Regions from separate parts of the Homo sapiens genome. Here regions 1 and 2 are each linked to region 3. Evidence: chromatin loops called from intact Hi-C (ENCODE). Cell type or tissue: GM12878. All regions are shown on one strand. Each heading gives the region's core, and the rest is flanking DNA. Links, peaks and the distances in the headings are about the cores only.

The links. A loop is a pair of places that touch in the nucleus more often than their neighbours do. Peaks named below come from ENCODE experiments on the same cell type or tissue, not always from the same donor. Only the 100,000 strongest peaks of a DNase experiment are listed, where the experiment ranks them.
Region 1: it touches region 3 in a loop (2.6-fold over the local background); 6 of 110 quality-filtered maps call a loop at or near these places.
Region 2: it touches region 3 in a loop (5-fold over the local background); 2 of 110 quality-filtered maps call a loop at or near these places.

The regions. Positions count from the first base shown.
Region 1 is chr17:57,418,778-57,426,771 of GRCh38, forward strand. All of the region lies in intron 6 of MSI2 (musashi RNA binding protein 2), which reads left to right. Among named protein-coding and RNA genes, the nearest start is that of MSI2, 170 kb to the left of the region's middle. RefSeq lists enhancers at 3,988-4,167, 6,051-6,345 and a silencer at 4,017-4,217. In GM12878, for the core only: no CTCF peak of the experiment used is centred there; a DNase peak (open chromatin) is centred at 4,154; H3K27ac peaks cover 1,932 bases.
Region 2 is chr17:57,459,210-57,467,203 of GRCh38, forward strand. All of the region lies in intron 6 of MSI2 (musashi RNA binding protein 2), which reads left to right. Among named protein-coding and RNA genes, the nearest start is that of MSI2-AS1, 150 kb to the right of the region's middle. RefSeq lists enhancers at 2,817-3,056, 3,993-4,312, 4,413-4,492, 6,808-7,057 and a silencer at 3,819-4,113. In GM12878, for the core only: no CTCF peak of the experiment used is centred there; a DNase peak (open chromatin) is centred at 4,172; H3K4me3 peaks cover 1,022 bases; H3K27ac peaks cover 4,000 bases.
Region 3 is chr17:57,354,782-57,362,775 of GRCh38, forward strand. All of the region lies in intron 5 of MSI2 (musashi RNA binding protein 2), which reads left to right. Among named protein-coding and RNA genes, the nearest start is that of MSI2, 100 kb to the left of the region's middle. RefSeq lists an enhancer at 171-220. In GM12878, for the core only: no CTCF peak of the experiment used is centred there; DNase peaks (open chromatin) are centred at 1,783, 2,170, 2,867 and 3,230; H3K4me3 peaks cover 2,283 bases; H3K27ac peaks cover 2,984 bases.

The DNA of each region.
Region 1 (7,994 bases), core at 2,389-6,388, 65 kb after region 3:
TGGTGGTAATCACTTTTCTAAAAGAGGAAAAAATGGATCCACATGGATTAATCTGCACTGTTTAGGTCTGTAAAAAACCAGTGACATTGACATGTCAATGAAAATGGTGGAAATTAACACTTGGAAATTTTTATATAAAACCTTTATTGAAAATTCAGTTAAACATTCACACACTAAAAAGAGCTCTATATTTATAACTGAAAAACTCAATTTGATGCAAGCTGCTTATTTCTCCATTGTGGTCACGTGGGCTGAGGTTCTTAGTATGAAATGTAATTTACACAAATTAGTCCAAGGCAGGTAGAGTGTGAAATTAAATTGATGCCTTGATTTCTGTATTCTCTAGTTAAGTGTTTCTCTGAAAATTCGTCATTTCTGTCCTAGGAACTTTAAAGTATGGAGGTTTTCTTTTTTTTTTTTTTTAAATAGAGCAAAGAAGTTCTTACTGGTTAAGGACATGAAACAACCTTAATTACAGGCTAAAAAGGCACGTTCCATTTTGTTTTGTGGCTAAATATTAGAGTGACCCCCAAATTGGGCTGCCAGTAGAGGTAGAAAACTTGGGCTTTAACGCAATTATTACATTTTTCTTTTTTTTTTTTTGAGATGGAGTCTCACTCTGTCACCCAGGCTGGAGTGCAGTGGCTCAGTCTCAGCTCACTGCAACCTCCGCCTCCCAGGTTCAAGCGATTCTCCTGCCTCAGCCTCCCGAGTAGCTGGGATTACAGGTGCTCATCAGCATGCCTGGCTAATTTTTTTTTTTTTTTTGTATTTTTAGTAGAGAAGGGATTTCACCATGTTGGCCAGGCTGGTCTCGAACTCCTGACCTCAGGTGATCCACCCACCTCAGCCTCCCAAAGTGCAGGGATTACAGGCATGAGCCACTGTGCCAGCCAGCTAGTACATTTCTCAACTAGCTGCACCAAGCCATCTAATTTCTTTGGTTGTGATGAGAACAGGTTAGGGCTGTTAGCTGTGTAGACCTAGAAGGGGCTTTGCAGACCCTTTTACAGATGAGAAAACTGAGGCTCATGAATAACATTCTGACCTTGGTCTCTTCGGTCAGGACGCCGTGGACCCTGGCTGGGCCTGCTTCTGCCCCTGAGTCCGCACTGCTGCCTCTCACTGAGGACAGTTGTCGGTGTTGGTGTCAGATTGTGTCAGTAATCGTAGTAAGAATGAATCAAGTATGGGGTATCCTGGTTCAAATTTGATAATCCAAGAGGAAGGAGAATCACTACTTGCCCAGAAATAATGGAAGGCCAAGATGATCTGACGACCTTGTAAGGAGATCACCAGTGCTCTGGGACTGAACCCATCTGCTGGGTCCTGGGGTAGCTCTGTTGACTGCCCTCTGCTGAAAAGGAGTCAGGTTGCACCTCTAGGGTCCAGGACGCAGGTGATTGCATTTTATCAGCATCTTTCTCACAGGCCACCCTCCAGCAAGGTAGACATGGGTCAGCCCTGCCAACTTTGGAATGAATCATTTCTTTCAAATAACTAGCGACTGACGTTCGGGGCAGTCTGAAAAATGAATTATGGGCTCTCACGATTTTTATTTGTCCATGGTGGCATAGGTGGTATTTATCTCTCTTGTCCTTGCTCTCCCCCACTTTTGGAGCCTTTGTCTCTGTCTGAGTCAGCATGACATGGTTTGAAAATTGCCTGTTTGGCTTTTAATGATGATTAATGTCCATAGCCATGTTTCAAATTTAGGATCTCTTGAAGAGTCTCCGAGACCGTTACCAAGAGCAACCTGCCGAGGGAGTCGGCGCAGAGCTCCGTACTTTCCCAGCCTGAATTAGATTCCTCCCAAACTTCTCCATCTTTCCACCAGCACCCCGTGGGCCCTTCTTGGGTCTTTGACACCAGGAGCTGAGCTGGCCTGCCCATCTGGCAAGCTCCAACCACCCTCTTGGGTTAGTGCCTGTCCCATGGGCTATCTGGAAGGGTCACTTTTTCTTGCTTCTTCCTCCCCACCCCCAAATCAGAGAGGCCAATGAGGAGCTTAATTTCCTCAACAGCAGGTGTCTGTCATCTATCTGAAGATAGTTGCCAACATCTGGTACAATTGCCTCCGCAAACGCAGTAACAAGGCGGCCTGCAGTTCAGGCGCAGAGCGAGCATCGCCGCTTTAATGATAACAAGCTGTTGGCCTCCCCTCTGAGATGAATCCATCTCACAGATGTTTGTCTAGTTTTGGCAATCGTATTGCACTATAGCTTTGGTGATTATGCTCGACTGGAGACTATTACAATAAAAGAAGTTTGAACTTGTTCCATTTTTATACCCCACCCCCTTCTCCCCTGTTCTGAGGTATAATTTATATCAATGGCTGTAATATTGGTTCCCTTACTGAGGCCTCTTTACTTTTTATGATGTCGGTGGAGCTGCAGCTGATAGCCTGGCTTCCTCCACAGGTTAATGTGTTTTGGCTCCATCAGCGCTTTTAATGTCCACGCTTAATGGCCCCGTGGCAGTCCCCTCACCCTCTGTCAAAGCGCATGTTGACACTGAGAGGTCATGTGATTACTTTGACGGAGTATCTCCAGCTGTAGATAGTTACAGCTTGTGTGTGTATGTAGGGCGTGAACATGGGGCGTGTGGAAGGCCTGATGCTTGCACAGGACGGAGTAGATCAGAAGGAGAGGTTTTTCCTGAAGGTGGCAACAGTAAGAGACAAGGCCTGGGAATGTAGAACCTTCTAGACTACTGGTGGACTTCCTCTCTGCCTCTCTCCCTCTGTCCCTCCTCCCCATTCATTCTCCTCCTCCTCCTCCTTCTCCTCAGGCACAGTATACTTTTACTGAGACAAAATAAATAGTCCTGGTGCAGTGGCTCAAGCCTATAATCCCAAGACTTTGGAAGGCCGAGGTGGGGAGGATCGCTTGAGGCCAGAAGTTTGAGACCAGTGTGGGTCACATAGTGAGACCCTATCTGTACAAAAAATGTGCCTGTACTCCTAGCTACATGGGAGGCTAAAGCAGGAGGGTCGCTTGAGCCCAGGAGTTCGAGGCTGCAGTGAGCTATGATTGTACCACTGCACTCCAGCCTGGGCAACAGAGTGAGGCTTCATCTCAAAACCACAAAAATAACAACAAAGCAAAATAAATAGAAATCACACCTTGGTGAAAGGGCATTTGGAGGCCTGTCAGGTAGTTTATGCTGCAGTGTTTGACATTTTGGGCTTTAATTACACAGTGGTTTAATATTTAATACTATCAAATGTTACACAGCTTTACAATTATAGTTCTACATATGAAAATTGAAAGGAACTATCAATCCACTCAAATCGTATTTAGTGATAGTAAATACCAGGTATTTTAAATAATAACTCTCATTAATTGCATCTCCACTGTGTACTAGGTACTACACGAACTGCTTTTATTAGTAGATAAATGGGGCCAGGTGCGGTGGCTCACGCCTGTAATCCTAGCACTTTGGGAGGCTGAGGAGGGCGGATCATGAGATCACGAATTCGAGACCAGCCTGGCCAATATGGTGAAACCCCATCTCTACTAAAAATACAAAAATTATCCGAGCATGATGGCAGGTGCCCGTAGTCTCAGCTACTCAGGAGGCTGAGGCAGAAGAATCACTTGAACCCAGGAGACGGAGGTTGCAGTGAGCTGAGATCGCACCACTGCACTCCAGCCTGGGTGACAGAGTGAGACTCAGCCTCAAAAAAAAAGATAAATGGGTAATTCTTACAGTCTCCCTGTGAGGTAGGTATTCTTTTGTCTTGTCACAGGTGAGGAAAATGAGGGTCCGGGACAGGAAAGTACATGCCCAATGGCACAAAGCTGCCAAGGGACAGAGAGAGCGCTCAGTCCAGGGCTAGCAAACTCCAGACCCATGCTCATTCTCCAGCCATCATTGTCACCGCTAACCCTGCTCGTGGTCTGCTTTGATGTCATGGAAAAATTGGCCCATCTGAGATGTGGCGCATTATATAAATCAGTACAGCGTAAATCACCATCATCACTTGACATTTAAGCCTTTTTTTCATTTTAATTTGGATATTACTTTGTCAAAGATTAGGCAACGTAATTTTGGCAAGGTGTTATTTTTGGCAGTGCACTTACGAATGGGTGAGTCAGCCTGGCTGTGGATGCATCATTGGTGGCAGGGCACCATGGGTTTCTTTCTTTGTCCAGAAATAGACACTGGTCTCTGGACTGGTGACACTTCAGGAGGCTCCAGATGACTGTACTGGGTGCGTGTATAGCAGCCTTCTATGAGGAACTAAAGGGGCCACCTCATCTTGGCCTCTAGATAGGACTCTATTCTTTAATGAGTCCTTCAGATATGTGGGTTCGAGTCCCATAGGGAGAGAAAAAACTTTTCCCAAAAAGTTAAAATAGAGTGATCTTTTGTGATGCATATCAAAATAAAAACCATGGGATGGCTTATGAAAATTAATGGAATTAAATTTCCCAGAAATGGCTAAAAATGTGCAGCTTGCAACCCAGCAGTTTATTAAAGACTTGAGAACATTATCTTCGCCATTCGAGTTAGATTTAAGTATATGCTTTTAACCTGGGCCACACACAGTAATAGAAGAAGCCCGACAGAAATGTAAAGACCTGCTAATTTCCTTTGTGATCTTGGGCCTCGTCTTACTTCTCTGGGCCTTGGCTATCTTTTCTACAAATTTCGGCTTTGTAGACATTGGATGAGATTTCAGATCTCTTCCAGCCCTGTAGCTGCATTCTATTCTGTTGGCCAGCGCCTGCTCATGCCTTTCCACAATTGAAGTGTCTGTTGCGTGGATCACCATCACCATCCTCCTTCTGTTCTGAGCTACATCCCAAGTTGCCCAAAGTCAGGTTAAGTCCAGCATAATTTGCCATTTGTTAAAGTATGCCTGTTGATTTGTCATCTTTCCTTCTTGACTTCCCTCCCTCAGCACAGATCTCTCATGCCAGTAGTCAAATATAAAATTTTTCATACCCACCCAGCGTTTTGCATGGGTTCTTCACTCTCTCCTGCCCGCCCCTCCTCACCAAATGAGTTCTTTCTTTGCGAAGCTGGAGCCAAACCACCAAAATGCCACAAAGACATGTGGCGCAGCTTTTTCCAGTTTTTCTCTTGCGGTAGTTACAATATTATTAAAAATCCATTAAATTTTAATGTACCCTATAAAATATGTGCTCTTGTGAAAGCAAGCACAGATAATTATTTCTGATGAATAAACCAAGAGGACAAGTATGTATGAAGTTCATGCTGCAGCATTCAATTTTTATTATATACATCTCCTGCAGGGGCAATCACTGTGATGTTCCAGCTGGTTGTGTGGAGGGCTGGTTCTTCTCAGAGATCCTTTGGGGCAGCATGAACCCTGAACTCTCCGAATGTTCTCAGAGCTTGTTATTACCTGGAAAGAGAGAGCCCTGTGTAGGAGCTGTCTTCTGTTAAGCTCTTCAAACAAAAGAATGAAGGACTAAATGAATCAGGATGAGAAAAATGCAGTCTCTCTAATACTCCAAGGTATCCTTCTGGGATGAGGAGGGAAAAATCAGACATACATTTGAAGATCTTCTACCTAGTAGCTCTGTTCCCTTGAGCCAGTCTCTTAGCTTCTCTGAGTATTTGTTTCCTAAATGGGAGATGAGCGTTCTCTCTGCCTTGGGGCTTAACAGAGGCACAGAAGAGCCTGTGTCTGGCTCAGAGTGGGAATTCTGACTTGCGGTTTCCCTCTTTCAGTCTTTTTCTTCTTCTTCTGGAGATCCTTTGAAAGTTTTCTCATAGCTCCAGAAGTTGGAAAACAGAGCTGCTGCCTGGCCTCCTGGAGTCTGTGTGGTGTGAGGCTTGGGAGCCATTAACACATGACTATCTAGTGTCACAGCTGCTGGCTCTGGACATCTCCTGATGCTTCAGGGGTGGCTTCCATATTGGTTTCCAGAGGCTGCATGCACCTGCCAGGTGGATGGAAGTGTTTCCCATGGGAGTTGCTGGGCCCCTGTCTGCCTTCTCGGGGTGCCTGTGGCCTCTGTGCCTGATGACTCTAGGGCAGGGGTCTGATGACTCCAGGACAGCCAGTGTCATCCCTTTGCTTGCAGATGAGGTGGCTTAGAACCAAGAGGGAGGAGCTTAGCCCAGCAGACCCTCCTGGGATTTGTTGGAGGCTGTGCTTGGGAGTCGGACACCTGATCTGCTTTGCAATTTTATGAGGTCCAACTTCTGATCCTCAGCGAGGCCCCATTTCCTTCCTGGGGCAGGGTTAGTCATCCGGCCCTGCAGGAGGTGGGGCAGGACTCAGGAAGCACTTGGAATGGCCTGGAAATCATGGGCTATAAAAGCCTTTCTTCCCAGGGTGGCGGAGTGCACTACTCTCACATTTAATCCTGCCCGGTATCCTGAAGAGGGGAGGGCCAGGGTTGTAGGTGAGTTGCATGGAGTTATTCTGGAATATTCCACAACTACAGTTGGGACTCAGCTGCTGGGATCAGTGGTGAAGAAAGTCCCACATTTTGCACAGAATTGGGTGATCTGTAAATGAAGGAAGTTTATTTTTAACAGCATTATGATTTTGTTTAAAAACGAAAAGACATACTAGAAAAAATTAAATACATAAGTAAACAGAGAACTAACAAATCCTCTCATCTCATCACCATGAGATAACCCACAGTAACATTTTGGTGTAGGCTTCCAGAGGTCTGTCTGCACATATATAAACTACGGTTGTGTACACTTTTATATAAATGAGATCATATGTGGTGTTTGCCAGATGGCCTTTTCTGGTCAGTAGTATGTCAGAGGCATTTTTCCATGTGATTGTACCCTACATGGTCATATTTGTTGCCTTCATTGTTTCTGTGATATCGATGCACTATGATTGACTTACGCAAACCCTTAGTTAGGATCATTTAGGTTGTTTGCAGTATCATTATGATCATTGTTTGGTATTATAGCCAGTTCTGGCAGGACCGCCCTTGTGCATGCATTTCTCTCCTGCTCCTGCAATACTTTTGACCTAGCAATTCCACTTCTAGGAATTTACAATAAGGAGATAATAATACGTTTTACAATTTGCTATTTATTGCCAAACTGCCCCACAGGGAGGTTGTACTAATTTACATTTCTACCAGTTAAGGCAGCATAAGAGTGAGCTTGAGCTTTTGGTCTTAGGATTTTTGTGCCCAAGTCTTTCTAAAATTTACATTCCTCTGAAATTTGTCATATGGAACATTTTTTTTTAATATTGAAGAGTGAGGAATCTGTTATACCTTGACTTTTAAATACTTGTTACATTGCCTCTCTGTTCTCTGATAATCCATGAAGTTGTAAATGGTTTTGACTGAGTGAGATACATGCAGGAGAGTTTCAGGATAGACCGGGGGTTGTGTTTCTGTTTCAGATTGTCATCTTGAAACAAAAATGGTGGCAAATAAAATGTTTTCAAGTGGATGTGTTTAGTCGTGATTTTTAATGGGTTTTTGATCATTGTTCCTAGCTGCATACCGGTTTTGTCCTAGACAGGATATAGCTGAAGACAAATACTGACTTTTTCCTTCATCTAATACATTTGGCAATTACGTCTTGCCTTGTGAAAGCATTACCATTGTTATTTAAATTTTGCATTGCTCTTTTAAGATAACGTTCAGCTTGTTGCCTGTTTATCTCTTCCCTCCTGCTGCTCTTGTGTGCGTCCTCACGGCACATGGGGCAGTGCCCTACACTCAGTAGTCACCCAGTACCCATTTTGGGATTTTTCTCCAATTATAAAGTTTTAGCATTAGGAGGTCTCTGAGAGTCAACTTTTCCCCAATTGTAGACATGTTTTTGATCTTACATACATTTTAATTTATTTTTTTCATTCAGTAGTAAATGGTTGTTGAGTGCTTTTGATGTACCAGGTGCTGAGGTGACTGTGCCGTGACAGTGTCCCCATCCTCGTGCAGGTGATGAATGGGTGTCCATACAGCCTTGGAAATGCACAGGCCTGGGGCACAGGCCTTTTTCCTCTCCTGTTGTTACCTTTTACATCTGCA
Region 2 (7,994 bases), core at 2,389-6,388, 110 kb after region 3:
TAATGACTACCTTTGTGTTAAACTTGGGTCACTGTCAACTTTCTTCTGAAGTGCTCCCTGCTTTGTTTTGGGGGCAGGGGTGGGAAAGGAATGAGGTGAGAGAAGGTGAGGTGAACATGGGATGCCGCACGGGGGCATTGTCCTCAGTCGGACTTTCTAGAAAAAGGCATCACGCGGCCTGGAGACAGGAAGGGAGAGATTTTAATCATCTGCTGTGGCTTTTGCTCTTCTGACATCAGAATGGTAGGAGGCCCTGAACTTTTGACCTCTGGCTCCAGGTCCATAAATGTCCCGAGGTTCCCAGGAAAAGGAAGACTTGTTAGATGGGAACCCTGATGTTTGATTAGAGCAGCTTTTAGTCACTACTGTCATGTGTTTGTTTATTCAGGCACCAGTTGCATCTGAGTAGTGGTAGGTCCTGGAGACAGGAGGCACAGCCTTTACTCATGGCCTCATGGTAAGGTAGAGTCATGCAGAACATTTAACGAAAGTATGGCTTGGCCGGGTGTGGTGGTGACTCACGCCTCTAATCCTAGCACTTTAGGAGGCTGAGGCAGGAGGATTGTTTGAGCCCAGGAATTCAAGACCAGCCTGGGCAACATAGCAAGACTTCATCTCTACAAAAAATTAAAAAATTAGCCGGGCACGGTGGCTCACACCTGTAATCTCAGCACTTTGGAAGGCTGAGGCGGGCAGATCACCTGAGGTCAGGAGTTCGAGACCAGCCTGGCCGACATTGTGAAACCCCGTCTCTACTAAAAATGTAAAAATTAGCTGGGCGTGATGACAGGCACCTGTAATCTCAGCTACTCGGGAGGCTGAGACAGGAGAATTGCCTGAACCCGGGGGGTGGAGGTTGCAGTGAGCCAAGATCATGCCACTGCACTCCAGCCTGGGCAACAGAACGGAACTCTGTCTCAAATAAATAAATAAATAAATAAATAAATAAATAAATAAATAAATAATCAGTTGGGCGTGGTGACACATGCCTGTAGTCCCAGCTACTTGGGAAGCTGAGGCAGGAGGATCACTTGAGCTTGGGAGGATGAGGCTGCAGTGAGCTGTGGTTGCACCATTGCACTCCAGCCCGGGTGACAGAGCCAAACCCTGTCTTGGGAAGGAAAGAAGGCAGGAAGTTAGGGAGGGAAAGAGAAAAAGGAAAGGAAAGGAAAAAGAGAGAAAGAGAAGAAAAGAAAAAGATTTGATGGGCAAAATCCTGTCTTTGGAAGGAAAGAGGGGAGGAAGGTAGGGAGGGAAAGTGGAAAAGAAAAGGAAAAAGAAAGAGAAGAAAAGAAAAAGATTTGATGTACGCCACCATGAAAGCAGGTAGAAGGCAGAGGAATCATGAGGAGCTGGATGGGTTCACCTGGGGAGAGTACTAATGGGACATGAGGCACCCCGCCTGTGTGTTTGGAGAACTACAGCAGTTTGCAATGCCAGAAGGAACAAAGGGAGGCGAGGAACCATGGCAGTAGGGTGGAGGTGGGCAGGGGCAGGTCCCAGTGGTGCTAGGAAACTTGTACTTTATCCATAGGCAGGGGAGCTGTGGCTTCTATAGCCTTCAAGGGGAGGTCACCATTGAGCCGAGAAGGGAGAGGAGCTTTCTAGGCAGAAAGCGTGGTTGACTGAAATGGCAGAGTGTGTTCTGAGGAGGGTGGCAGGCTCTGGGTGGTGCATTTCTTCCGGCCAAAGGAGAGACGTGAGGCAGGAGCTGTGTGTCTTCCATACTGTGCTCACTCACCATGCTCAATGCTCAGAATCCCTCCTTGCAGAGGCTGCAGCCCTCTTTGTAGGTGCTTTGGTGGAAAGTTAAATTTGATTGTCCTATGGGCCTGTGGCAGGGGCTGCAGTCTCCCCTTGTCTCAGTGCCCCATTTCCTCTGAAGAGTGGGCATTGGCAACACCCTTCATGACACTTGAGCTTGTGCCCATGGGGTCTGCCGGCTTCTCCCTGCCCTTGACCCGGCCGCAGAGTGGACTGCACAGATCACATGGGTGCAGTGTTGTCACCCACTCTTCTCTGGGCTCCACACACAGACAGCATTTGGCCTGCTCCCCGAGGGCCACACGGTCATCCTAGGCAGCTGTTCAGTGGTAATTAGTCAACCCAAGTCTCACAGGTTCAATGACTCATTGTCTTAAATTTAATAAGTACAGAAAAACAGAGTGCTGATGTATTAAAAAATTAATCCTCCTAAGAGGTAGCCTCGGCAGAGGGGCTTGGAATGAAGGGAAGCAGAGGGAATGTGCAGGGAAGTAGGAAATTTCTCCTTCTGGGGCCCGGGCTGCTGTCGGGAACAGTAGGGCAGAGCCCCAACTCTTGGATTTTTTTTTTTTTTTTTTGAGACATAGTCTCTTGCCCTGTCACCTAGGCTGGAGTGCAGTGGAGCGATCTCAGCTGACAGCAACCTCCACCTCCTGGGTTCAAGCGATTCTCCTGCCTCAGCCTCCCGAGTAGCTGGGATTACAGGCGTGAGCCACCACACCGGCTAATTTTTGTATTTTTAGTAGAGACAGGTTTCACCATGTTGGCCAGACTGGTCTCAAACTCCTGACCTCAAGAGATCTGCTACCTCGGCCTCCCAAAGTACTGGGATTACAGACGTGAGCTAGAACCCTTGGGTTTTGAGAAGGAGATGGCAGCTCTGCATAAACTTTCTTCTCTTACTCTTCCTTTTCCATTACCCCATTTCCTTCCTCTTGTCCTTCTCTCTTTCTGTATTAGTTTCCTAGGGCTGCCATAACAAAGTACCACAAACTGGGTGCCTCAGCTACAGAAATGCCTTGTCCCACAGTTTGGGAGGCCAGAAGTCCAAGATAAGGGTGCGGGCAGGGTTGGTTCCTGCTGAGGGCTCTGAGGGACAGTCTGTCCCAGGCCTCTCCCCTTGCCTCTGGTGGCTTGCGGGCAGTCTTTGGCATTACTTGGCTTGTAGACACATCACTCCAATCTCTGCCTTCATCTTTATGTAACCCTCTCCCTGTGCTCATGCCTGGGCCTAAATGTCCCCTGTTTGTAAGAACACCAGTCACATTGGATTAGGGTTCTCTCCGACTTTCTCTTGCTCTGTGTCTCTCTGGTGCCACCTCACCTGCCTGGCCCTTCATGGTTCACCTTACTGTGTGGGTCCCAGCCATCCACCAGAGATGGACAGGTGCCTCCTGGGCTGCCAGCCCCTGCCAGGACTCCTTTCTTTGCCTTTCCAGAGGTGGGTGTTGTGCCCACGTGACCCCAGACATCTCACCTTGCAGCTTCTAGATTCCCCTGCCCTTCTCTGACAAAACTTTTCTTCTGGAACATTGACTAACTCCTCTGTGTAGGCTGCAGTTCCCAGCAGGGGTTTATGAGTGTGGACAAGAAAAAGGGTATATCTATGTGAGTCTGCATACTTGGAGAATTTCCTTCTATCGATCAAAAAATATTCCAGCACAGAGCAGGACATTCTCCTGAATAAGCCTTATCACTTAAAGCATTTCCTCCTCAAAGGCAATCCATTTAGGTGAAGTGCAGAGACAACTGAGTTGAAATTCATCAAGAGGGGAATGTTGGCCCCCAAAGCATTATGGGCCATTAAGTCTGTAATGTGGCAGAGGCCTCTGGATAGCCAGAGTTCCTTCCTTCCTGGTGAATTGCAAGGGCTGCTGTGCCGGCACCTTCCTGTTATAGTCTCTGTCATACACACAAGCACTCAGACATTCTCCTGGTGTTTCCCTCTTCCTTGGGCACCTGTGTCCATAACGGAGGATGGTGATAGCTGGGAGACTCCCGCTTGGATGTCAGTGGAGGCCATGGGGCCCCTTCCACCACAGGTCTCAGGATTAAGGAGCTGCAGTTTTCATCGCAACGAGTGCCCCTTTCCCTGCTTATAGCTTGGAGGACGCTAGTCCTGGGCTCTGGGAGGGATATAGATAGATACCTGTGTCCCTCTGCCCTCTCCCTTCTGCTAGGACCCCGGCCTGCTCAGTTTGCCAAGGGTGGCTTGTTTTCCGTCTGGAGTGTCAAGCCTGCATTGAGAGGGAAGGCGTGGGGCTGGACCTTCCAGCATTGTGTATGTAGGAGTGGGGGTGGTGGGCAGGGTGAGTAGGACCTTTGTCTGACTAGGACCAATAGTTTTGAAATGACTTGAAAAAAATTTGATCTTGGGGAATTTCCAGCATGAGTAAAACCTAGAGACTTCTCAGAGTTTTGAGAAAGCCACCCCCTGTCAAGCCAGTCACCGCTTCTGTCTCTACAGCCTCCCTCCCCATGGCCCCACTGAGACTGCCTCCTGTCCAGGCCCTAGTCACCCACCCACTAAGGCTTTGCCCCGCCCTCCCAGCTGGCTGGGTCTCCTCCCCAACAGCCCGGGGCTTCTTCTGCCTCCCCATGAGCACTGCCTTCACATGGGGGTGCCTCCATCAGAATCTCCGGGGTGTTCTCATACCTGGCCTTCCAGACCCTTCCCTGTCCAGTCCAATCACAACCTCAGCTTCATCCATTCAGCAGTGTGAACCCACTGCTCCAGCCCCCTGCTCTGCCCCTGGCCCTGGACAGCACATCTGCTGTGCCCAGTCCAGAGCACTCCCCCTCTCTAAATAGTTGAGACCTACCCTCCAACACCAGTTCTGTGCATTCATTCTCTATATTATCCAACCAGCATCGCCCTCTTCTTTGTCATTTGTTCGACACTTTCTGGATCCTTAGACTGGAACACTTCAGACTGAAGAGTTTACCTGAATTTTGTCACCCCTAAAGTGTCTCCACCTTGTCTACTTTCACATGTAGTTTGGTTCAGTTTAATGAACGTGTGTGTGTGTGTGTGTGTGTGTGTGTGTATGTGTGTGTGTGTGTGTGTTTTCAAGAATATTTTCTGGACTCACAGTGGTTCTGTCTCCTTGGTTGATATTTTGGGAGATGAGGTGGGGAGTTGAGGAAGGAAGGAAGGAAAGAAGTGACCTGGAGGTAGAAAAAGAGTTGGCCAGGGCAGTGGCTCACGCTTGTAATTCCGGCACTTCGGGAGGCTGAGGCAGATGGATCACTTGAGCCCAGGAGTTTGGGGCCAGCCTGAGCAACATGGCAAAACCCTATCTCTACAGAAAAAAACAAAAATTAGTCAGGCGTGGTGGCACGTGCCTATAGTCCCAGCTACTCAGGAGGCTGAGGCAGGAGGATCACTTGAGCCTGGGAGGTCAAGGCTGCAGTGAGCCATGATTGTGCCACTGCACTCCAGCCTGGGCAACGGAGCAAGACCCTATTTCAAAAAACAAAAAGGAAAAGCAGAGGTGTCTTAGAAGCAGAAGTGGATAGGCCACCTTTCTGGAAGGGTCTGGACAGATCTCAAGTAGGGGGTCAGATTGGGGAGAACATGGTTAGATCCATTTCTCTGAGGATGGCTGCAAGCAAGAAGACTGCTGCCTCGTTACGGGGTGTGGGTGTGGGCCAGCCTCTTCAGCTGGAAGGAGGAGATGGGGAGAGGCAGGGCATCCTCCCACGCTGCTGCCCCTTGGGACACTCTTTGGAAGCCTGAGAGTTCCTGGTAGGCCACTCTGTTCCTGTCCCTTCCTCTTTTCTCTGAGATTGGTCCAGTAGGCAGCCTGCAGAGCCTCTGGCTTCAGCTTGGCCAGAAGACGTCTGACCTTACCAAAAAGTCCTTGGTTCTGAGTTGAAAACGGTCCGTCTCCATCGTCAGATATGACAGAGCCCCATGAGCGGTGCCCACCTGGCATGAGATACTGTCGTGAAAGCCTGCACTAGCCTCCCTGTTAAGTGGTGCGGCTTCCTTGCTTCCTGCTGACAGCACTCATCTTATACCTGCCCTGGGAAATGCCCTCGTGTTGGGCCACATGAATGATTCTCAAAGGCAGAAAAACAATTTTTTTTGATGGAACCATCAAGAATAGTTTAAGCATGTGATATTATTATCCTTTTCATTACTGTTGTATTTCTATTTAACATGATTAGATGACTAGTTCTGAAAACCTAAATTAAAGCACAGGCCGGGTGCGGTGGCTCAGGCCTATAATCCCAGTACTTTGAGAAGCCAAGGCGGGTGGATCACTTGAGTCTAGGAGTTCGAGAACAGCCTGAGCAACATGGCAAAACCCCATCTCTACTTAAAGAAAAAAAAACACACAGAGGAGGCATTTTGTTGAGATGAGAGTCAGCTCACATCACATTGCAGACACCTCTCTCAAAGGCAAAGGTCTTCCTGGGCCCCTTTCCCTAACCAGGGAAAATGAGGTAGATCCCTGCCTGGGTTTTTTCAGAAGCTGCTTTGTGTTTTTGTGTTTGTTTTTTCGCCATGAAATAAGTTGCCCTTGGTGTCAAACTGTTGATCTTAGGGGTTGTGGAGTGGAGTGGAGGATGAGGAAGGGGAGAAAGGAGCCCGTTGTATGCCAGGCATTATGCTAATAGTTCTATGTCCTTAATTCAGGCCTTACCCAAAGCCCATGGGAGGGTGGGTGCTGGCCTTCCCTTTTCAGAGGCCACTAGTCTCTGTTGCTGGTAATGTTCTGTGCTCTTAGCCTGAGTGGCCATGCTCTCCTGAATTCCACCCTTCTCTCCACCCACCTTGGTGGGATTGGAACAGCCCAGAAACCCAAACTCTACTTGGCAGCACATCAGGTTTTTATAGGCCCGAGAATGCTGAAGAACATGAAGCTTTATTGCGATGCTTTTAGAGAACGTTAGCTCAGCTCTGAGCCCCGTAGAAGGGTTTCCAAAGTCTATTAGGCGGCAAATGCTTTCATGGCTTTGGAATCATAAGGTTGATTTGAAAAATTGGCACCTAATGGCTTACAACTGTAATAAATTTCCTGAAATTGGACCTCAGAGGGAGACTCGGGTGCACACTCCCCCTGAGGAGTGTGGGCAGCCCTCTCCCCAGCTCGGTGCACACCAGGCTCTGTGAAGGGTGTTGCTCACCGCAGCCTTCAGGAACCAGAGTCCCCCGTAATTAGGGGAGAGGCCCTGTCACTCTTCATTTCTCAATTTGGACCCAACGTTTAGTGGCAATGACTGTGGGGAGGCTTCTGACTGGAATTTCTCCCCACTGGCCTTTAAAAGGCCAGGGCCTGAGAATTCCTGAAAAATTAATGGGGTCTCTGTGGGTTCTTTACACTTGCTGGTAACCTGGCCTCTCCCAGGCCCGCTGTGGCTCCCTGGCATAATAGCTGCTCAGCAGCCGGTCTTTTGTATGCAAATATGACCTAAAGCTGTATGGGAGGCGGCAGTCCATTGTTGCCCAAGACTGTGCGATTTCAAACAGACACGGGCTTTTAAAATATTCCAGACAGATATTGAAAATGTCAGCAGCAGGTTTTTCCCACTTACTTCTTGCCCAGCTCTTTTTTCCTCTCTCCCTCCCCCTGCCACCCACCCCACCATAAAATATAATCAAAAAGCTGGTAAATAATTTAAAGAATTGCCTCAAAGGATTTGCAGACTAGAAAGAGACTCCCTTCTCTGGTTTAAGTTGGGAGAAACTGTTTTCATTTTTTTTCCCCCAAGATATTTAAAATATTCAGGAGTGTCCCACAGGGTCTTGAACTTATAAGTGTCTGCATTTTTCTCACTATACTCTCATCCCCTCTTTTCTTTATTGATTTTTTTAAGGTTGCTGTCGGCAACATTTAGGTCCAACTTTCAAATGAAAATCATATTTCAGTTACTGGTCTTAAGTCAGACCAACTTAAGGTCTGTTTCATTCATCTCAGTTCTGTGCCCCCTGCTCTTTAGTTTAATGAGAGAGTGGAGGGAATCTTGGCTGCTGTGATTTTTCATCCTATTAGCTCTTTCCAAAGGGATCCTTATCTTGTGAGCAGAAGGGAGTGATGTCTTATATGTGGAGTCACTGTGTATCTTTTTAGAGAAACTTAATCATCCCTCCCTACTCACCTTGAGAAGGTCTCTGGGTAGCCAGAAGCTTAGACTAAGATGAGGGTGCACAGATTGGGAAAAAATAAACAAACCTCTTATTGACCAAGCCTCTGTCCCTGAAGACAGGCATTGCTCCTCCT
Region 3 (7,994 bases), core at 1,324-5,323:
TGGGATGTTGTTGGAAGGATTCGAGCAGCCAGAGAATGATGCAGTATGATTAACTGTTGGAGAAGATCTCTCTAGCTGCTGGGCAGAGTAGACTCTAGAAGGCAAGAGTGGAAGTGGTTTTATGGGGCCACAAAACTGAGTGTTGAAAATAAAGATAGTCTGAAAAATGTGGAGTCTGTGACCAGCATATTTTTAAGATTGTCTTCTGTGTCATAAGTCAGGATCCTTCTGGTTTCAAATAACCCAACTCAAAGGAACCCAACCAGAAAGGAGAATACCTTGGCCCACATAACTGTAAAGTCCAGGAGTTTTCCTGGTTTTGTCACAGCTGGTCCCAGGGCTCCGGTGATGTCACCATGGCTCTCTCTGTCCCTCATCTCTCCTCTCTCCTTTTCTCTGTGGGTTGGCCTCATTCACTCCTTTTGCACGTAAATGTTTTCCATGAGTTGGTGAAGTGGCCGTCAGGATTCTGGATGCACATAGGAGCTTGGCAGCTCCCATGGAAATAGTACTGCTTTCTTTCAGCATCTGCATATCACTGTCAGGAAAGTTCCCTGATTGGCCTTGCTTAGGTCACAGGTCCAGCCCTTGGACCAGTCTGTGATGGATAGTCCCTTGGAACTGGGTAGGTTCCCTGAAGACAGGGGTGCTGAACAGACACAACAGTGTATGTCCAGCTTTGGTCTGTCCTCTTTGGTCTCCCTTATTTTTCTCTTCCTTTTCTGCCTCAGACCTTTCTGTTAGGGATGCGTGCCAAAACTCAAGTGGAACTGGTGTCTTTACCCTCAAAACACAGACTCCTGAATTATAATCACATGCTGATTTTCGTGGTTACCACTGATCATGACCACATGATTCTTTTGCTCTGAGGGTTGGGCCAAACCCCCTCCCTTGTTCTGGCAATGCTATTTTGAGAGGCCATGGGGGCAGGCAGGGCCTGGCGGGTTCCAGACTCTGGCTCACCTTTTAATAACTTGCTCTGTGACCCTGGATGTGCCATTTAACCTTTCTGAGACTTAGTTTCTGAGCTGGGTGCATCAACTAAGATATCCATCAAATACTTTGGAAGATGTAAAGTGGCATTTAGATGACATAGGCTATGTTTCCCAGGCTAGGACATGGGCTATGTTTCCCAGGCTAGAGTGCGATGGCACAATCTCAGCTCCCTGCAACCTCTGCCTCCCGGGTTCAAGCAATTCTCCCTGCCCCAGCCTCCCAAGTAACTGGGATTACAGGCACCCACCCCCACGCCCAGCTAATTTTTTCTGTTTTTAGTAGAGTTGGGTTTTCGCCACGTTGGCCAGGCTGGTCCCGAACTCCTGACCTCAGGTGATCTGCCCGCCTCAGCCTCCCAAAGTGCTGGGATTACAGGCTTGAGCCACCGTGCCTGGCCAGTCTTTTTTAATCTTTTGCTTAGGAAAGAGAGTGACGGGGAAAGAAAGGTTTAATTCTGGACCTTACTACCCACACATACCAGATCTCCCCTCTTTGCATAACTTCTTTTTTGGCGGGCATGTTTCTTCATTTTTATCTTCTTGATAACTTTGATGCCCTGGTTGGACTCTTAAGCAGATTATCCTTGGGTGGGGACGTCAGCAGGGAGAACCACCCCAGACTAAGACAAGTTGTGTTTTGTCTGTCAGCCAAAAGCACTCTTAGCAATCCGACATAGACATCATTTTAGATGTACAGAGAAGAAAGAACAACACAGTATTGATAAGATTTCAGCAAGATCCCCCCTCCCCCAAAGACGAAAACACACAAAACTTAATGCATTGCTCTGTAATGCCTTGGTTCCTAGTTTCCTAATTAGGCCTGTGGTTTAGCAGAGTGCACCATCTCAATACACAGATGGTTTTTATGTAAAAAAATTTTTTTCAAATGTTAATTTCCAGTGACTGATGTTTTATGCCTAAATCATTTTCCATTGTTTATATTTGATAAGAACTGTATTTGAACTGCTCCTTTATAAGTTGGAGTCTTTTGTAATGGGATTTAACTTACTGGTTTTACAGGTGTATGAAAATGTTAAGCCGTGTATTGTATTTGAGAGTTTGAAAATTCTTCGTTGCAGCTAATTTAAGAAAAAAAAAATTAAACAGGTGATTAGCAGCTGCTTTCGGTTTTGAATGTCCTCGCTTTGGGGTTTTGTGTTTGCTTATTCGTGTGCAAATTGGTGTGGTTATTTTGGACCGGTTGAGACGCTCCAACATTGCACCTCCCAGGCCAGCTGCCCAGGGCCCATTCAGTAGACCCTTCCCCGCTTCTCGGGGCTGATTTGTTCTCATCTTGTGTGCTCGAGAGCTTGCTCTCTCCTTAATGATTCAGGCCTTCCTGAGAAAACAAAGCAGCTCTGGCCCCGTTTCTCCTTGAGGACAGCCTTGTTCACTGCCACAAAGACCCTGCTTTCTCCCCAAGCAGAGGAACTGCCTCTCGGGGCAGCCAAGAACCACAGACCCAGGCGGCTGCAGCTCCTACTTCTGAACTTCTGGTCTCCCGAGTGACAGCTTCTGCATGGTCTTAAGCTCCAGGACCCCCAAGGCCACCCAGAGTCAGAGTCCACCGCCGGTGGGAAAAACAACATTAGGAAGTGGGTGGTGTGGTGTAGAAGGGGCTGCTTAGAGCTTCTGGCCTTCGGAGCTGGATCCAGCCACTTGAGCTTCATTCGGCAGCACACAGACACCTCCCCTCCCTCCTGCTCTGCCCCAGACCTTGTGCTTTCTTGGCACCGCTGGGTCGTGCCTGCTCAGACCTGGTCAGTGTGCTTGCCAGGGCGAGGAGAGCTTTGCATAGGCCGCTGCTGCTTACTTATTAACGATGACGCTGGTGGGAGCTGCGCCACCAGCTCCCTATCCAGGCCTTTGTGGTTGCATCCTGTTCACATAAAGGTGAAATCATGACCTGCCCGACTTGATTTTTCAGTTGAGGGGCTTTTGTGTATGTGTCGTTCTTGATCCAGTAAGAGGATTGTGCTTTCATTCACAAAGATTTGATCAGTAAATAGGAAGAGAAAATACTCAAGGGAGAAATGCTTAGTGTTCCGATTAATACATTAATCTTTTTTTTTGATGAGCTGAAGGTGCTCTGTTGTTTCTCTTGACTGAGTCTTTGCCCTTACCTTTGACCTTAGTGACTTGATCATCCAGCCAGGATCTCTGTACAGCCCCATCTCCTTTCTGAGGTCTTGTGGTCACACACATGCTTTCCTGCTTCTGTCTTGAATGATACTCAGTGAACCCCACAGCTTTGGGGGCTGCTATTTGAGGCACCACACTTGGCAGGCTTGGCTCCCACGGGGAGTTGCAAAGCTTGCAGTTATAGACCTTGGCAACTATTTGCCCTTAAAGAAAAGCATCAGTGAAAAGTTGAGGGCAGAGGGAAGAAGAGAAAGATCTTCGTGGGTTTTTCTGTGTGTGTGGGGGGGTGTGTGTGTGTGTGTGTGTGTGTTTATGGACAGCATTTGTACCTGTAAAACCAGAATGACTCCTTCAGGCATTTTTTCTCCTGGGTGGTTGCATTCATGGGCTGAAGCTGGCTCTTCTGAAGATTGCAATGATATTTAAGGTTAAGGGCTTGCCAGGTAACACCTTGAATGACTCAAGGCTCTGAGGCCAGGCTGCGTCCATTTGAAGGAAGGAAGCATCTTTTTCTGATTCATGCAAAGGCATCTTATGGACTAATGGTCATCCTAGAAAGTCATCACTAGTACAAGGATCTTTTGGAAAAGTGAGATTGGAGAAGGTTGAGTATGAAAGTGATGTATTAGAAAGGTGAATATGGGATGTGAGATCCTAGTCATTAGCGTTTGGAGGGGGCCTTGGAGGTTTGTTAGATCAAAGCTTTCATTGTGCAAATGAAATGGCCCAGTGAGGTTAAAAGAGGGAAGGTCACACAAATTCCATGAAAACCATAAGTACAAGGTTTGAGGAAAATAATTTTAGGACAAATAAAAGAAGTGCTGATTTTCATTGCACTTCTAACAGTTTTATAGAAGTGTCTGTACCTAAAGTGTTGTACATGTTAAAATGTAAATATGGTCAAGAAGATTGTAGGTGAAATCGAAGATGATATGTTGCTAGGGCCCAGCCCTAGCAACGTATCATCTTTTGAGGAGTGTTCCTCATACTTTGAGATTGGTTTTATAGAGGGCTGTTCCTTATACTTTGCGATTGGTTTTATAGAGGGCAACTCTGTTCACCCACAAAAGTCTCTTGATGCCATTGCTGGCCAGAACTTGGGTGGGAGAATGGGAACTGTTCAGCAGAGCAGGTGAACAGGTGGTCCTGCCATCCCAGTGGCAGGGGCCCCTTCCTTTCTCCCGCCACTCCCGGAGGAATGACCCTGCATCTTATGCACTCTCTCCGATTCCCCAAATCCCCTAGGTCCCACTGCTTGGGTTTGGGGAGTGGGGCACATCTCTGCTGAGAGCCAGCCCATCAAGCTGTCTGGGTCTCATGGTGGCATATCTTTGTTCCAACTCAATATGGGCATTTTAATCTTTATTTATTTTTAAAATTTAATTTTATTGAATTCAGCTTTAATATTATTGAATTCAGCTACAAGGGAGATAGAATAGGGTGATTGATAGTTAAGAGCATGGGTCTTAAAGTCAGAAAGACAAAGGCTCCAAGTCCAGTTACCAACTTCTGTAATTCTGTAATTCTGGGGGGCGGACTTACCTGTCTGAGTCTTAGTTTCTTCAACTATAAAATGGATGTCCCAGTACTGCCTCCCTGCCAAGGTTGTCTGAGTGAGTCCTCAATAAAAGCTGGTAGTGAGATTAATAGCACTTGATGGCAAAGTTTGTACCCAGTCATGGGTAGGGGAATTGCATCTGCCATCCAGTGGCTGAGGTCAAGTGATGACACCCCAAACTATAGGATCCTGGCAGCTACAGCAGGCATTGCTGCTTCCCTTTCGGAAATCCCAATTGTTGAGGCCCTGGCTGAAGCCCTGTCGAGCCCTTGGTGACCCCACTACCATTTCCTTTATGGTTGGCTTACTCTGCTTTCTTTTGCAATGAATATAGTTTAAAATTTCTTTATGAGTGTTCTCCTATTTGCTGCCTTAGCCTGTCACCCACTATGCTGAGCTCCCCACCCCTCGTGATGCCACTCAGCACCTTTATTTGTGATGTGGGGTATTCTGGGAAACTCTTCACAGGCAACTCAGGGAGCCTGGCCCTCCATCTTATCTCTTAGGAAATCCTCAGGTGTCCCAGGGTTTGGCACCAGAGAAGTGCTGTAGACCCTGTTTTCCAGAAAGCTCCGTGCCTTCACGTGTGGTGAGGGAGTGGCTGCCCAGAGCAGGCGAGGAGGCACTGGGGGTTGCACCCATGTTTTATTATGATGGGGGCTTCAGAAGCCAGATGTCTGCAGCTACTTGGAGCAAGCCTGGGTCTTCCTTAGACTGCAGTTTTAGGACTTAAGGAAGGAGCTGGGCTGCTGCCACATGCTCGTGCTTGTGTGTTTAATTTGTTTATTGGTGGATTTTCTACCCTGCCTCACATCAGAAAGGGCTTGAGGCCCAGGGGTATAATAGGTGAAACTTTTTCTCTTGAACAGTTTTGCCTTTTCCTAACTTCTCCGAGCCTCTGATCTCTAGGAGAGGCTAGTCAGCCCTTGGTTTAGGGGCTCTCCCTTGCTGAGTAGGGTTTTGGCTTTGTTGGGGCTGTCCAAGGGCTCCAGGTTCCACTTTTAGCTGCACAGCTGACTTGTCTCTTGTCCCCAGATGCTCTCCTGGCCCGTGAGGGCCATAGCATCTCAACTCATTTAATCTGGTAGCACTGAGGTGGGCAGTGTTTCTGAGTGTTTTGTGTGAACCCATGAAGAGAAAATGTTAGAACTAGGCTTTATGCCCATGGAGTGATTCTTCTACAGTTTCTTAGTTCTATTAAATTTTAAAAATATCTTATTGCTTCCACAGAAGAGAAATTTTTAGAATATGGGAAGAGCGAATATAACATTTTGTTCAATATTAAAAGTTAATTTAAGACAGAACCAGAGGCCAAGACAAGTGTCTTCTCTTTTCTTCATTTGGTGATATAATTGACCCTTTGTACCTGCGTACAACTTAATATTCATTCAGCAGAGGCTAATTATGGGATGCGTAGATGCCACATGGTTAAGGTGAAGATGCAGATTTCTGTGTGAGCTGCTTAATTCTGACGGTTATAACTTGTCCATAAAATTTGCTATGGATTGTAACAAGTGGAATATTAACTCGGAATATGGGGAGGTCAGGAGTATCTCCCATCTGCTTCCTTTCTGAAGGGATCCTAGCTGAACTGAGTGGGGGGTATGTTGTGCACAGTTAATATGTTGTTGACACTTGAACAACTCAAGGGTTACGGCCCCCCTGCACAGTTGAAAATCTGCGTATAACTTTTGAGTACCCCAAAATGTAACTACTTAACCTATCATCAACTAGAGCCTACTGATAACATCAACAGTTGATTACACATGCTTTATATATGTATTATATACTGCATTTTTACAATAAAGTAAGCTAGACAAAAGAAAATGTTAAGAAAATCATGGCTGAGTGCAGTAGCTCATGCTTGTAAACCCAGTACTTTGGAAGGCCAAGGCGGGCAGATGGACTGAGCTCAGAAGTTCGAGACAGCCTGGATAACATGGTGAAACCCTGTCTTTACAAAAAATAAAAAAAAAAAAATTAGCCTGGGCATGGTGGCTCATGCCTGTAGTCCCAGCTACTCAGGATACTGAGGTGGGAGGATGACTTGAACCCAGGATGCAGAGGTTACATTGAGGCAAGATCATGCCACTGCACTCAAGCCTGGGTGACAGAGCAAGACCTTGTCTCAAAAAAAAAAAAAAAAAGGAAAATCATAAGGAAGAGAAAATATATTTACTATTCTTTAAGTGGAAGTGGATCATCATAAAGGACTTCAGACTTGTTATCTTCACATTGAGTGGGCTGATGAGAAGGAAGAAGAGGGATGGTTTTGCTGTCTCAGGGGTGCAGAGGTGGAAGAAAATCCACATATAAGTGGACCCACATGGTTTACACTTGTGTTGTTCAAGGTTTGACTGTACGTTCTGAGCCCAAAATTGGAACACATGCCCTAAGGCCCTGTCCTGGATCATTTTATATATGTGTATGGTCAGGCTTACAAAGATAGAAAAATGGAATTCCATTTTCTTACATATTTCTACAAATTATTTTGGTCAAAATCTAGAAAATACATAAAACTGAGGTCTCCTGGAAAAGCCAGAATTTATCTCTGGGATTGGGATAATTGGCTATTAGGAAAGGGGTCTACCTTGTTGGCCTGTGGTCTTGACTTTTCCTTCTGGAACTGAGAATATGTGAATGGCTCGTGGAACTGCACGGAACCCAGTGGTGGGCAGTATCTTTGTAAACAAAATGAGGTTGGCTTTCAATGGCCAGGGAATGAATGTGGAACCAAATTGCAGTTTGTAGAAACAGAGCTGGGCTCAGACATTTAAATTAAACGTATATTTCTATTTGCACTTCCATTTTGTTCGGTAATAGTGTTGGATATGGGAAATCTTGTCTTTGTTTATATTTGAGGGAACTGCAGCCTTCATTTCCTAAACGGAAGATCCTGTGGCATTCCTGCAATGGAAGCTCACCAGATGATCAGAAAAGGGAGAGATGGCGAAGTAACTTGTCTCTGGTTACCCTCCCATTGTGGAAATTAATATCTGACCCAATTCTGTTTGCCCAGTGAGTTTATGGCTTGCTAAGTGGCTGTTGTAATGATCCGTCAACTGTTGCAACAGCATTTTCTAACAATTTTATTTTACAGTTCTGAAGTTTTAGTCCATAAATTTTTTGAACTTAAGGCTTTGAGTTGGAGGAGCCATGTGGTTCTAGGGGGGAAAAAAGTGCCAGATTTATTCTTTATGTCTGTGAGCTGTGCCTTCCCCCCATTCTTTTCCCTCTTTACATGCCACCCCTCTGATATTTTCTACTTGAAAAAAAAATTCATACTAAAGTGCTTGTCT